Regions from separate parts of the Homo sapiens genome. Here region 2 is linked to region 1. A link is a loop called in an ENCODE intact Hi-C map of the cell type or tissue named here. Cell type or tissue: prostate gland. All regions are shown on one strand.

What was found. A loop is a pair of places that touch in the nucleus more often than their neighbours do. Peaks named below come from ENCODE experiments on the same cell type or tissue, not always from the same donor. Only the 100,000 strongest peaks of a DNase experiment are listed, where the experiment ranks them.
Region 2: a loop joins it to region 1, with 2.5 times the contacts of the local background. A loop is called at or near these places in 4 of 110 quality-filtered maps.

Annotation. Positions count from the first base shown.
Region 1 is chr6:94,040,272-94,048,271 of GRCh38, forward strand. No RefSeq gene overlaps it. Among named protein-coding and RNA genes, the nearest start is that of TSG1, 340 kb to the left of the region's middle. In prostate gland, no CTCF peak of the experiment used is centred here; no DNase peak of the experiment used is centred here; H3K27ac peaks cover 1,578 bases.
Region 2 is chr6:93,770,020-93,778,019 of GRCh38, forward strand. TSG1 (tumor suppressor TSG1) reads left to right here. Exons shown (of 10, transcript NR_015362.2): 9 at 5,209-5,320; 10 at 6,149-6,601. Among named protein-coding and RNA genes, the nearest start is that of TSG1, 67 kb to the left of the region's middle. In prostate gland, no CTCF peak of the experiment used is centred here; no DNase peak of the experiment used is centred here.

The sequences.
Region 1 (8,000 bases):
ACTGAATTTGGAAAGTTTCTGGCCCTAGTTTCTTTATACGTTCTTTCTGTCCCTTTCACTCTCTACTCTACTTCTAGTTTCTCTGTGTGCTATATTAATGTGCTTGTTCCTGTCTCACAGGTCTCTGGAACTCTGTTGATTTTTTTCTCCATATGTTTTCCTCTTTTTTTTCAGATTAGAACATCTCAATCGACCTATCTTCTTCATTTGTTGACTCTTTTTTCTGCACTCACACATATGAGACCCTCTAGTAAATTTTCATTTTGGCTGTGATGCTTTACAAAATCCATAATTTCTATTTAATTTTCTTATAATTTTGATATCTTTATTTGATGAAACATTGTTTTCTACTTTACTTCTTTAGACATGGTTGTTTTTATTTCTTTGAATGTATACATAAGTTTAGTTTGTTGCATGTATACATACACACACACACGTATATCATATATATATTAGCTGATTTGAACTCTTTGTCTAGTATGTCCAGTATCTAGACATCCATAGGGGCAGGTTTGTTTTCATATATACATATATAAATACACACACACGCACACACACACACACATACACAGATACGTACATATAATTTCATATATATACACTTATATATACATATACACACACATATATATATCATATATATATATAATTTCAATAGCTTTGGGAACACAAGTGGTTTTTGGTTATATAGATGAATTGTATAGTGTTGAAGTCTGAGATTTTAGTCAGCCCATCTCCCAAGTAGTGTACACTGTACCCAATATGTAGTTTTTTATTCCTCACCTCCCTCTCAGCCTCCCCACTTCTGAGTCTCCAGTGTCCATTATACTACTCTGTATGCCTTTGCTTACTCATAGCTTAGCTTATAAGTGAGAACATAGGGTGTTTGGTTTTCCATTCCTGAGTTACTTCACTTAGAATGGCCCCCAGCTCCATCGACATTGCTGTACAAGACATTCTTTGGTTCCATCTATGTCTGAGAAATATTCCATGGATTTCCTATAGACCACATTTTCTTTATCCACACATCTTTTGATGGGCATTTAGGTTGGTTCCATATCTTTGCAATTGTGAATTATGCTGTGATAAATATATGCATTCAGATGTCCTTTTTTAATATAACAACTTATTTTCCTTTGGGTGGATACCCAGCAGTGGGCTTATGGATTGAATTGTAGATCTATTTTTGGTTATTTGAGAAATCTCCATACTAGTTTCTATAGAGGCTGTGCTAATTTATATTCCCACCAACAGTGTATAAGTATTCCCTTTTCATCATATTCATGACAACACTTATTTTTTTTTTTTTTTTGGCTTTTTAGTAATAGCTATTCTGGCTGGGGTCAAATGGTATCTCATTGTGGTTTTAATTTGCTTTTCCCCAGTGATTAGTGCTGAGTATTTTTTTCATATGTTTGTCTCTCTTCTTTTGAGAAGTGTTTATTTATGTAATTTACCTAGTTTTTGATGGGGTTGTTTTTTTTCTTACAGATTTGTTTGAGTTTTTGTGTAGATTCTGGATATTATTCACAGGGACAGATTTTAATATATGTAAAGCATGTATAGACCACACTTTCCTGTGTATTTGTGTATCTTATCATATTTTGTTGAATACTAGACACTTAAAATTATATAATGTCATAACTCTGGGATTCAGATCCTTACCCTTTTCCATGGTTTATTGTTGTTGTTTGTTATTGTTGTTGCTGTTGCTGATTATTCATAGACTTTCCAAACTAATTCTGTGGAGTCTGTGTGTGTTTTTTTTTTCTTACGTAGCCACTGAAAGTTTCTGCACTGTCCAGTGAATGATTAAACAGAGACTTATAAAAATGCCTAGAATAAACAACTTCCATTTTTTGCTGAGCGACTATCTCTGTTGAAGTAATTTTGCAATGCTCTGGAAATTTACAATTCAATCTTGGTCTTCACTTCCTGACTTTGCAGAGTCTTAATGTCAGCCAAACATGAGCGATTAAGATGTACTCAGGCCTTTCCTAGTCATGAGCACTGTCCTGAACATATGCATAGCCTTCTAGATTCCTTTAGACCTTTCAGATCTTTTCAAAGCCCTTTATGGACTTCTCCTTTCCTTTTTAAATTCACTGGACAGACTCTTGGTGTCTCCAGCTGATTTTGCCAACTCAGGTAACTATGTGTTAAATAATTGCCACTTATTTTTTAGAGAAACACCAGGGGATAGAGCCTTCACACTGAGTGAGCTCTGAATCAGGTCAGATAAAGACAACCCTTTGAATGGGGCTTTTCCAGGGAGCTTCCAGGCAGGTCAAATAATGACAGTTCTCTGAAGATGGAGCTTTGTGGGGATTTCCAAACCCATTCTTCCCTCTCCATTGGCTGCTATCCTCCTAGTTTTCACTGTGACCATGGATATGAGGCTGCTTATTTTCTATACTCCTAGTGACCTATGAAGACAGGATGAAAATAGAATAAAGTAATCTGCCACAATGCTCAATGTTTTTCCTGAGATTCAGCAATTTTTCTTGAATAACCACTTATTGAGTTGTTAGAAGTCTTTAGTTAATTTCCACGGTTCTGAAAAAGTTGATTTTAACAATACCTCCTATGTTCTCAGTGTTTTTATGGAGAAATAGATTTTCAGAGATCTTAACTCCACACTTTGTGGTGGTGTTAATTGTGATCTCTTGATCAATATAGTGTTTCTTAGACTTCTACATATTTTTGTTTCTTTTTAAATTAATAATTTTGTGAATGAGTTCTTTGGTACTACGAATATATCCTGTTCCTAATCAAAATTTCAATTTCTCCATTAATTTATGAATTTCTATTTTATTCAATGGCTTATCATTTGTTACTATCATTATTTATTTTAATGCTCAGATTGTACCAGAGCCGTTAAATAGAAGCCTTTTCACCGTAACTATACTTATTGTCAATATATTTACTTATTTAAACAAATATTCCTTTATATAACCAATTTTCCATTGCCATTGCTTTTACTTTTCTATGCCAACAATCCCTTTACATTGCTTGAACTTACACATCCCTGCCAGACCACATCCCCCACATAAACCACATGGATATTTTCCTTATCCACTCAGACTCCAAGATCTTGAGCTAAACTACTCTTCCTACAAGCACTCTTTTTACCTGCACTGACTCTAAAACCCCATATCTGATTTCTCTCACTCAGGAGTCCTCTTCTCTCTTGTGTCCTGATACTCCATGCTACACTACATCTTCCCCCTGGGGATGCCCTTTTACCCTACTTGGGTACTTATACTTTATAGTTGGCCAAGCCCCACATAAATCCCTTTCTTACATTGTCTGAGCTCCAACACAGTATACTCAGCTGCCTCAGCGGACAAACCTTCCTTATACCACTTGGGTTCTAATACTCTGAGCCAGATCACCCTTCTTGGCAGATACCTTGGTCAACATGCTTGCTTGTGTTGAATACCTTGCACTTGGCCACCACAGTAGTTGAACATTTCCTGTGCTGAGCCTTACTTTGCACAATCCTGCATAATGACTTTTAGAATGAATTGATTAGCAAGGAAAAGAAGGGAAGGGAAAAAGCAAGAAACCATTTGAAAATTTTACATAATACTTTTAATGAAATATTTATTATTCCAAAGCTGTGCATATGTAATTTTTCTAATAAAAGAAATAATTTATACATTTGCCACTTTGCCTTTAAAAATAGTATACTTCTGTTGGTTTTTTGTTTATTTATAAAATCTTTGGCTAATTGCTATATTTCATCCATAGCAGACATTTCTTAGCTTGAAATAGTTATTAAAGAATGAAAGCTAACAGTTTTCAATTACTTCAGATTTTCTAACTGAATTTATAGAAATATATTCTTGTGTAATTCAAATGACTCAAATTCAGGAATATCTAATAAGACAATAGAAAAACTACTCCCACATACTTGCCAAATACCTTTGGAATTTTACTGGCTTAAAATGTAAAATATATTTCTAAATAGATTTCATATCTTTGTAAGTTATTCACAATTAAACAAAATTCAGAACAATGTAATCATTTGCATTAATGTGTAAATATACTTGTACACAAAGAGATTACAATATATAGAGATAGTTATATTTTATTATATAATGTGTGTATATGTGTGTGTCTTGTATGTATATGTGTGTGTGTATTTACACATATATATGTTCATGCATTATGCCATATGTAGCTGGCCATGTGTGAATGTGTTTTAAGTATTTTTATATACTGGGAATGTACATATGCACATATTTAATATCATACGTGCATTTTTTAGAAGCATTCATTTTTATTAGAGTGAGAATTGAGGCTTGAGAGCTTGTTTCTTTTACATGGGAGACAAAAAAAAAAGTAATTGTTTATTTTTGTTCTCAGAGCTATCACACAAAAATAAAACAGAAAAAGGAAATAAATTTTCCTGAGCAACTTCTCCTAACTTCAATATCCAGAGAGAAATTAAGAAAATAAGAGGAAAGATGAAAGCCTAACAAGATTTAAGAAGAAAGTTTTCCATTATTCATTTAATTCACTTTTAGCTGACCAAGGTAAGGAATGTTGAAGTTTAGATAATGAATGTGTCATGGTGTCAGCATTCTTAAAAAAAAAAAAAAAAAGACTGAGGGTAGGGGAATGGAGGAGGGAGGGATGTGTTGATAATTATCATGTTAACCTAAGAATGTTTTATTCTGAGTGAGGCTAGTTTAAAACTATATTCTCTAGGTTTTGTGAGGGAGATATTAGGATAATGGATTACATATTCCCTCTATGCATATATCGAGATAAATCTTTAAAAATTCTAAAAGATAAGAAAAAGTTAAAAAAATGAGGAATTGCTTTCCAAAAACGATAATTGCAGCAAAATCAATTAGACAATTTTTCTTGATCGCATTTGAAGCTTTGACATCACACATCCCATTTATTTGCTTCTGGCCTAATAATCCTCTGCATGCTGGGAAATATCTTTGTTCTCTGATAGAAGTAATAAAGCTGTCTGCACGATTCTCTCTTGTGAGACAGAATGTTCCTATTTTATTTAATCTATTGGTGTGCAGCCTTTTCAAAGTAAATACTTCACACACACTGAACAGAGAAAGACATGCAAGGGGGCTGGCCCGAGAAGTGTAAAAATTAAAAAGTGCCCTGTGAAGAAATAATGATGGCTCTCTAAAAAATTAAATAAATAAGAATCTCGGGTCAAGCGGGCCTTGACTCTCATTGCTGCTAGAGTATGGAGTGCTTCATATTCTCCCAACCCCCCTGTTCCATTCAGTTGTTCCTGTTGAATAGAAAGCATCGAGAAAATGAAGAGATCTAAATGCCAGCAGGAGACGAGCTGCATTCTTCTAGGCATGTCCTGAGCCTAGTCACCCAGAACAACTTGTGATCCCTGGACAAAGCCGTTCACAGCAGGTGGCCATATCAAGAAATTTTCCTCCTGGAATTAGATATTATCCCAGGAATCACTACTGAGTCAAACATAATGCCCCATCCTGCTGGGTCAAGTAGGATTCCATTTCAATTTCTTTACACAACGATGCGTTTCATCTTGTCTGCGTACAATGACAGTGCTCAGGCATGAAATAAATTGAAGTGCCTGAAAGGCAGAATTATCCCTTGAACCTGCAGCATTCCCAACCCCAAAAACACACATTGTCAAGTGAGTTCCAGATAAGCAGGATCTTCAGCAAGTGTTTGTGCTGCTTGGCTTCCTTTAATCATACTCCCTTTTGTAAAACGGATTTTCGAGGGGAAAGATAAATCATTTCTGAGGAAAAAGGTCATTTTCAAAAGGCTTAAGAGGTTCATTTTGTGTGGCTTTCCAAGGTGAAACAGGTAATTCAGAGTAGTGAAAGTCTTTTGTGATCAACTTAATTCATCCTTCATATTACCAAGAATAAAAACTATTGAAATAAGACTGAATAAACTTCTTTATAACAAAGTTCCTAAGGATAGAAAGTGATGATTTGTTGTTTGTTAAGAAACTGTCCAAACTCCAGCAAATGAAAGTTTAGGTTGAGAGCAAGCTTTCCTTCCACCTTCTCTTCAGAAAGCATAGTGGTTTTTCTGGGCTGTTTGGCACACATATTTCAATAACTTATCAATAACACACCTCTGTTTACAGAACATCAGGCTAGCTTCAGCATAGCCGTAAAGCCAAAGAGCATTTTTCTCCATTGTCACATTATGTTTGAGCTCTTTAGAGATACAGACTTGAGAAAATTCAAGGAATAACATTTCCTTTCTATTTTACTGAAAACAACCTTTCCATAGCAGTCAGATATTTTGTAATCTTATATTCCACCTGTGAGAATAGTTTTCTTGAATTTATATGTGGAAGAAATTGATACAGAAGAAATAAGATATATCTTAATTTTAATAAGTTAGAGTATCTTGCAAATTGTTACCAAAAACAACTACTAGGACAAAAGGAAAGAAAGTAAAATACATACAATGACTTGATATTTAATGCATAAATCTTGTAAAATGTTTCTCTTTTAATTTTGATTGATTTGATTTAAATGTGCATCTTTAGGCAGTCTGGAAGGTCCTTTAGAATATACAATAATAACTAACTGCAAGTTGTTATATATGTTTAGAATTCTATTAATGTTCTTTTTATCTATATAATTGAATATTCAACAGTGATCCCAACATTCAAGTGAATTTGCCTACCAGCTGATAATCGGTTTTAGACTTGCTTTCTTCCACATTGTATAAATTATTTAACTGTGTATATTGTGGCAGTAAGTGCTGTAATTCTGCAAAGTTACTCTAGCTAAAAGAGTCAGGCACCTATGAATGCACAACTTTAGCCACTAACCCCACAGAATTTACTCAGAGTAGTCTAAGGAATCTATAAAAAGAGAAACAGTTGTTACAGGCTATTTACCTAGAAGAGTCAATGAAAAATAATTCCACTTATTGAAAAGGAATATCACTATGCATTTAGAAATTATATTCAAAGAAATGTGAATGAATACCTGAATGTTTGTGTTTTTCTTGTTTACTAACTTTAATGTTCTATTTCATTATTCTATCAATTTTAAAAGGATTTCCTGAAATATGTTAGAGCTAGGCTATGAGAGGATCTATATTTTTCCTAAGCATGTTTAGATACCTACTGACAATATGTGCTAGTGATTTTTTAAAATTTTTTCCCCTGAATACCCCTTCACCGTTATGTATATCAATGCCTTAATTCTTTAGACACTTATATTTTTTCCATAGTAAGCATCTTAAAATTGTAGCTTGTGTTATATAATATATATCTCATTACACTTAACATTCTAGAACTAAAGTTGCTCAATACCTGCTTAATAAGTACATTAATAGTTGAATGTTTTATTTAAAAAATAAATACATATTTGAAATAAACTTACAAAAAGTGAGTAGGAGATGACTATTTGCCCTTGCAGATGATTTTCATTTTTAGACAGATTTTTAAAATTTTCTAAATTTAAAGACTAATATCTTAATATCTAGAAGGAATTTAAGTCTAAACTTTTATTGCATGTTATTTTCCAGAATTCAGTTTCATAATGCTAAATAGATATTTAGGTAAAAATTTTAATTTGGAAGGCTTTTCGACTTAGCTCCCCAATTAATTTATATTTTACAGTTACTGATGAAGTATCTTCATGGGTAATTTTTTTCAAGTACTGAAAACTCTTTGTTTTTCAGTGCAAACCCATTCTTTATGAATATTTGTCATGAGCTTTACCTGAATGTTCTGATTGAGCCACGTATGAATCTTCAAAGGAAAGTGAAAATTGCTATAAAGAAATTTTCTGCACCAAATGTAGATTGATTATGATATTGTCCACAAGTAGATTTGGTTATAATAGAGATTTTAATTTATACTTTTTTAGGTTTTCAACACGTAAAAATATCAAGTTCGAGGAAAGGTTTTTGTTGTTGTTGTTTTATCTTAACAATCTATGTAAAGTAAATAGTGGAATATTTTTGCATTCAGTGTCCTGTGCAAAGACTGAGCTACAATATGG
Region 2 (8,000 bases), 270 kb before region 1:
TTGGTCTGCTTACAGGTGTGAGATTTGATAATATTCTACTGCTTCTGATACTATATTTCTATCTTGTACATAGTTTAGTCCCAGGCTAACTTTTTTTTATTATTATTATACTTTAAGTTTTAGGGTACATGTGCACATTGTGCAGGTTAGATACATATGTATACATGTGCCATGCTGGTGCACTGCACCCACTAACTCGTCATCTAGCATTAGGTATATCTCCCAATGCTATCCCTCCCCCCTCCCCCCACCCCACCACAAGGGGAATATCACACTCCAGGCTAACTTCTAAAGGCTGGCTGGAGACAATCTTCCAGGATGCTGCAGACTATTTACCTAGAAAGTCCTCACTCTTTAATGGTTCCATTCAATGCTGATGTCAAGAAATTCTGTGTCACATCAAGACTGTCAAGACTGAAAGTAAGGGGCAGTGTGGAGGAAAGTGTTGAAGGAAGGGCTTCTCAACTTTCTTTTTTGTCAAACTCATCCCTATTCTTCTTTTTCTAGGCTTATGTAATTTTTGAATTGGCTTTTTTGTTGTTGCTCAATATAATTGTTAATCTTTGGTTTATAACAACTGGTAGGAGTCCTCATGTGTGCTGGGCTTTAGCTTTTAAAACTCATGTGATCATATAGGGCCCACTGAATAATCCAGAATAATCTTACTACCTTGTGGTCAACAGAACTTTCATCTTAACAACATCTGCAAAGTTCCATTTGCCATGTCACTTAACATGTTAATAGGTATAACACAGGGGTCAAAGGCCATTGGGAACAAAGTTCTCCCACCACACAAGTGTTTATACAATATGACAATAACACAGATTAATATGTAGCATAGTAAATTCTCAACATATGTGCAGAATAATCTTGCCTTGAACATGTACATCTGGTCAGTTGGAGAAGTAGAAAAGCCTCTTTAGACCTTGCTTAGACAGTGTCTGACTTTAAGTTACATGATTTAATCTCTCAGTGCCTCTGTATTTTTATCTTGAAGCAAGAATGATACATTTTATCATACCTAACTCACTGGACTGATGTAAACATTACAGGAAGTAAATGAATAGTAAACTTACTATCTCAAGAATTTAGTATCCGTCTTTTATTTTTCATCACTGAGAACAGATCTTAATTAGAATCACAAATCTTCATTATAAAGAGGAAAGGAAAAAGTAAATGTCTAGAATAGTATATATTTAAAATTATTTAACTCTAATGAACTTTCAAAATCTTATGGAAAAACCCATATGGTGTGTGTAAGTGCAAATACATGGAAAAATTCGGATGAGGAATCTATTTCTTTTCATGTTTTATTGTGCCAAGAGATAATGTAGTGCCTCGTTCTGAAATCTCATCTATCATACTGTGTTCTGTAAAGTGACAGAACATGATATGACATATTGATGAGCCCCAATGTGACACAAAGCATGGTTTGTGGTCTGCGTGTAGGTAAAGATAATTAGAAAAACCCTGGAAAAGAGCAGTTTTGGAAGGATTTAATGAAGAATTATTACGATAGATAAATAAGAGGTAAGACTGAGCATACCTTTTTAAATAAAATAAAACATACAGGATATCAGATGCTATCATCCTGACCCCCAAATTTTATAATTATGTTTGGCATTTAACCTTTACATATGATTAAGATAGCAAACCTTATACCCACAGCATTCCCTTGTAAGAGGAGAATATGGTGATAGGAGGTAATTGAATTTTGTTCTGACCTGGTTTGGCCTCTGTGCGGAAGCAATTTGTGAATTATTTAGGAAAAAAGGAAAAGTATATTGCCTCAAGAGAGAATGCTGGGTGCAAAGAAGAATTTAGTTCAGTTGTGCTGTCTCTTAGAATACATCTGCTTTCCTAGCTTGAAATGAAAAACGAAATGGAAATTTCCATTCATCCTTATGCATTAACAAGATCCCTTCTTTTCACTGCCATGCTTCATATGTCCCAAACTAGACCAATGGTGGATCTAAAACTTTACAAATCATGCTGGAAGCTTTGTTATTAGGATGGCAATCTATGATTGAACCAATAAAGGGAAGTAACTCCACTGTAAATAAATTTGGCATGAATATTTGGGCTTCACAAACCAAGACTAAGGTACATTAAGAACAACATTAAGTGCAGTTGTTAATCTTAGCAGTTCTATTGAGTTATATCTCCTTATATTTATACAATTTTAAAAAGGAACTATGGATTATTGGCATTAGAATAGTGATGAAATGAGAAAAATAATTGCTTTTTTCATTCTTGCCCCTTTCTTTGTTTTTTAAAGTCCTATTTTATGTTGCGATTACATAACTTACTGTCTGTGAAAATTTTAAAAATGCCAATATTATCATTGTGCTTTAATACAAGTCACAAATATATTTAAAGAACACCATTCTCCAAAGATTATAAATATTTTACTTTTTATTGCCATCAATGGTATTGGCATGTATGTGAAAGCCAAAGGATCGGAATGAAAATGATTTAATAAAGAAATTCAAAACTAATGTAAAAAATGAAATTGCAACTGGGCTGTCACGGCCTTAGAGAGTTGAGGGGTCGGTATGAAACATTTTGTTTTATTTCTAAAGCTTTGATTGGCCTGCCAACATGCATTTGTGCTGTCACTCTGAGGGCCCTTCTAGTAGCACTGAAGTGGCAGGCAGCTCTTGATTGATGAGTGTTTGCATCCATTTTATTATTTGTTTTATATTTCTTCCCTGACATGTTTAACTGAAAAAAAATCACACAAGAACCTTTGCAATTATGTGAGTCAACCCACATCAGAATTCCATTTCGGTGTATTTAGGAAACTGCAGCAAAAACAAACATACATACAAACACCACAGGTTACTTGGAGATAAGAAGATGATGTCAGTTCTGTAACATTATTAATATATTCCTGTTCAAGTAAGAGGCAACAAAAAAATCACATGCCAACAATTTTTTAAAAAGTTATAAGTTAGGCTAAAACTTTCTGAAATGGTTTCAAACATAAAACGATGTCTTTGGTAGTGAGCCATTTTACTATTTCCCCACCGCAATTTTCACATGCAAAGGGGAAAAGACCCCAAGATTGAGACTTTAAATTTCAGCATTTGATTGCATAAATATTGGTAAGCAGTGTTTAAAGGCTAAAGTGGCCCTGTAATCAAAGACTCAGCATTCTCATTTCATGAAGTAATACAGGCTTGTACAGTGTTAATGTCATAAGTCTGAGATTGGCTCAATATACAGATTTGAGCATACATATTGGCATTAACTTGGTCCTTTAATTTGTGCCACCTGGCTGAATAAAAGGCATGAAAAATATATTCACCCTTTGATTTTTTTCTATCCCACAACAATGGAGCCAGTTTTTTTTTTTTTTTTTTTTTTTAATCTGTTAGGGCTCTGTGTTTCACTTAAAAGGAAAGCAACTCAGACTGACTTAAACGATACATGACAAAAAAAGTGGGTTTTGTTTTTCTGCATTTGGCTGATTGCTTTCGGCTTTTATAACTGGAAGATCCAGGGATAGGGTGGAAATCAAGATTGACTTGCCTTAACTGCTCACGGAGTCATCACTCTGCAGGCCTTGTGCAGGGTCAGCTTATCGTCAGACTGACTTCTCTCGTAGTGGTAAAATGACAGTATAGATTTAGACTTTACATTCAACCACCCCACTGTCAAGAATTACTCACAAGATGTCTTCTTTCTCAGAATCCATTAAAAAATGTAAATGTCCTATTTGGGTCAGATATTCTTTCTTGAACCAATATAAAAGGGAGGTTGACAATGACCAAATTCCAAATACAAATCAAAATCAATTTAAGAAAATTTTAAGACCCGTGAGTTAAGAATTAGTACTTGAGGCCGGGCGTGGTGGCTCATGCCTGTAATCCCAGCACTTTGGGAGGCCGAGGCGGGTGGATCTCAAGGGGAGATTGAGACCATCCTGGCTAACACGGTGAAACCCCGTCTCTACTAAAAACATAAAAAATTAGCCGGGCGTGGTGGCGGGCGCCTGTAGTACCAGCTACTCGGGTGGCTGAGGCAGGAGAAAACCCGGGAGGCGGAGCTTGCAGTGAGCCGAGATCGCGCCACTGCACTCCAGCCTGGGCGACAGAGCGAGACTCCGTCTCAAAAAAACAAAAAACAAAAAACAACAAAAAAAAGAATTAGTACTTGATTATGTTGGTGAAGAAATCTTTGTGTGAGCTGAATTAATCTTAAAAGGCTTCTAGGAGCAAATTTTGTTTTTAAGATATATTTAAATTATGGGCAAAAAGAGTGTGATGAACTGGAAGGGGCAAATTGGAGTAATGCCCCCTACGTCAATTTTTGTACTTACATTTGAGATATATTTAAAAATAGATACCCCACTGAGCACTTATTTAAAGCCCTATGCTAAGCTCTTTATATATATTATTCATATCACACAAAGACCTTTTCTAGAATTAGATACTATTATCCCTATTTAGCAGATGAGAAAACTGGGTTTCAGAGAGGTTAAGTGACTTTTCCAAGATCATTGTTAGAAAGTGATGAAAAGTAATTTGAATTTATAACTTCTAATTTGATAGTTCATGATCATAACCATTACATTATTATTATGCTCACATTTTTTGGTTTATAGGTCAATCTCTTATTTTGTGATCTTTAATATGTTTATTATTTATAGGTCAATCTCTTCATTTTTGTGAAATCCCTAAAGGCAGAAAAAGCAGGGAATCTTTACTGCTCAATTCACTAACCTCTCTGTAGTATCTAAAATAGTGTCTGACTTATAGTAAATGCTTAATTAATATTTAAAAATTGTTGAATAAAGGATTATATCTTTTGGGCTAGAAAATGACATTATTGATTACCTTAGGCCAATTCTGGAACTGGTTGCTACACAAAAGGGGAGAGATAAAATTTATCATAAAAAAAATATATATAACAACAATGTCCGCTACAATTCTTGGAAGAAAATTCCAAATTTGGAGTCTGGCACCACATTTTATTAACTACCTAACTAAAGTGTGGTTTTCTGTACCTCTGTTTTCTTTTATAAAATTATGGAAATGTATAGTGCACATCTCACTCTCTTATTGTGAATACTGTGAAGATTAAAAAAGGTAATATATGTCAGTTATCATGCAATATGCCCAGCATAAGAACTCACTGAATATTAAATACTATAATTCTTATTGTTACTAACTGTCTTTTCCACTTCATTATCATTCTTATTAGCATCATCTCCATGAGATCAAAGTGTTCCAATTATATCCTGAGGAGGCTGTTGTTTGATCTATTTTTCAACTGTAAGATGGTCCTTAATAACATCAATAATATGTATTAATTGGTAAGTATGGCCAAGAAGACTATTTGGGCTGATTTGTCCTAAATCAGTTACTTTCCAGGGACTTCCCTCATCAAAAGTCATGTAAAATTCAATCTAATGAGAGGTTTGCCAAAGAATTTACAGGATGCCTTTGGTATTCAAACAGAATATTCTTGAATCTGATATAGCAAACCCAGGGAACTGAAACAAATTACTTAATTTTTCAGTTTCTGGAAATTTAGAACTTAGGAATTCTCTGAAATACATTTTGATTTTGAAGATTTAATAAAATTGTATTCCTTTGTAAGACTGAGCTTACATTCATCTCTATCTTAGAAATTGTTCTTAAACACTTTTCAACCACCAAAATGTTAATACTTGTACCTTACATTTGTGACCACTTATATAGAATCTGATAGTATTAGTTGTTTCATGTGAATGAGTCTTATTTTTCTAAAAATTTTTTCTAAAAGTTTTTAACCGTTATATATTCCTATAGTGACAGCATCTTCCACACTTAAAAACTTATAATACGGTTAATTAATGTTCATACACTTACAGAGTACTTGGGAATGCTTTTTAAATATCTACCTCTGACATAGTTAGGGCAAGTAATTTTATTTAACAAGGGAGAAAATTTAAATTTCAGAGCATTAAGTCATTTATTCAAAGTCATTTATCTAGTAAGTGACAGACCCCAAATTTCAACTCAAGTAGGTCTTTATATGTCAAATCTGGTCCTTGGGAGTATTTTTGTTCTAACAAACATTGCTTCTTCAAGTGCATATTCTTTCACTAGACTGGGAATATATGAAAGCCAGTACTTTCGTGACTTCTTTGTACACTCAGGTGGTTCAATGTTTTTCTCGCAAGAAACCAAGTGAATATTAAAAATATTCCTAATTGACAAGGAAGTACAGGAGCTGACTTGCTAGGATCACAGAACCAACAACAAGAGTGCGTCTGCATGTCAAGACTCTGACCTACTGTGTGGGACTCTTTTCATTACTCCATCCTCATCCTCCACCAGCCATAGCCACCGAAGAACACTCACTTATTTAAGCAAACTCTGTTTTTAGAATTGAAGATGATAATTATTTATTGCTTTTTTCAGAGTTTTTATTTTTTAACATTTATTACAACAAATTAGAATATAAGATGATGTGTCACGCCACCTTCCCCCAGAACTGATTCTGCTTATTTGACGGTTTGGATAGAGGGCGGCTTTCCCTATTGCATGCTTTCTCATACTGCATCTTTAGACAAAGGTGACCATCCCATAGAGATAGCGATGCAGATCTTGCTAGAGCTTCTAAACAACTAAATAACCAACTGATGATCAAACATTCATCCATCCCTTTATAAGTTCATTTATTTAATAAATATTCACCTTATTGAATTAGTGGGAAGATAATGATGAATAAGCTATAGTATAGTGGATGCAGTAGAGAAGGAACTTTATAAATCCACAGAAATATATACTTGATCTTTGGGGTGAACTATTGGGTATCATAAAAGCACTTAGTGTGCACCAGTCTGTGTTCTAAATAGTTCACATTTAGGAACTCAATTAATATTCATTTATATCTGAGAGAGAACTATTATTTACCCCAACCTACAGATAATATAATGGACACCCAAATGAATTAAGTAACTTTCTCAAGGTGGATATAGAGTAACTAAATTAAGGCTTGAAATTCCGCTGTCTGACTAAATTCCTCCATGCAGCCAAAGTACCTTGTGTGTGCTATTTTGTCATTCTCAAGATTCTACAATATACATGGTCATTTGTGTGCATGTTTCATTTTTTTTTTTTTTGCTAGATTCTTTACCCTCAGAGAGATAAATCATATTTCATGTATTTGGGCCTTACCCATGGTATCTAGCATCATGTTTTGGAAATAGTTGCTTTACAAACAAATTAAAATCATTGTTCTTTATAAACTCGTAACTAAATAAAAAGTAGCAATAATATTAAACATAAGGAATGAGACAAGCACAATGAGCAAAGATAGCAAAATGTAGGCTCTTGTAGTAATGAAGGAAGATCTCAACACTCAAAGAATAATCCTGCTCTATTGTTAAATCAAATAGGATGTCTAATTAGCTAAGCAAGGATTTTTCTTTCTTTTTTCCTCCCCCAGAAACCCATTCAATTTTTAAAATATTCAAAATTCCTAAATGAAACAATTTTAATCATCTATCTGTAAGTTGGTAGCACTATAGGAAATTGACAGCCTGGCATCAGAGTTAAACACCTTTTTAATTCTTTTTGCTTCTAATTTGTATCATTAGTGCATCTTAGTCTGTCAAAGTAATCAAAGCCATCAGTGTGGGAGAAAAGGTGACTTGTGCGTACGAGTATCATGTATTTATTAATATGATTATTTTAGTCAATTAGTTGAAAAGAACTTATTTGTAATGACTACAGTCACTGACCATGTTTATATTAGCATACTTCCACTATGGTGAAGGTCCTGTCTACGAGTAAGAAAGCTATAGCTAGCATCAAGAAATGTTAAAACAGCTCTGTATTCATGCAGTATGAGGACACACATGTGTGTCCTCTGTGTAAGGAAAAGCAGGGTAGTAAAGTCAAATCAAAATATTTGGGATTATATTTCTTCTTTGGCTATTCTCCAATTAGAATAATATGAGACTTTGTGGGCACATTACCTAGAATGAAATATGAAGTTTCACC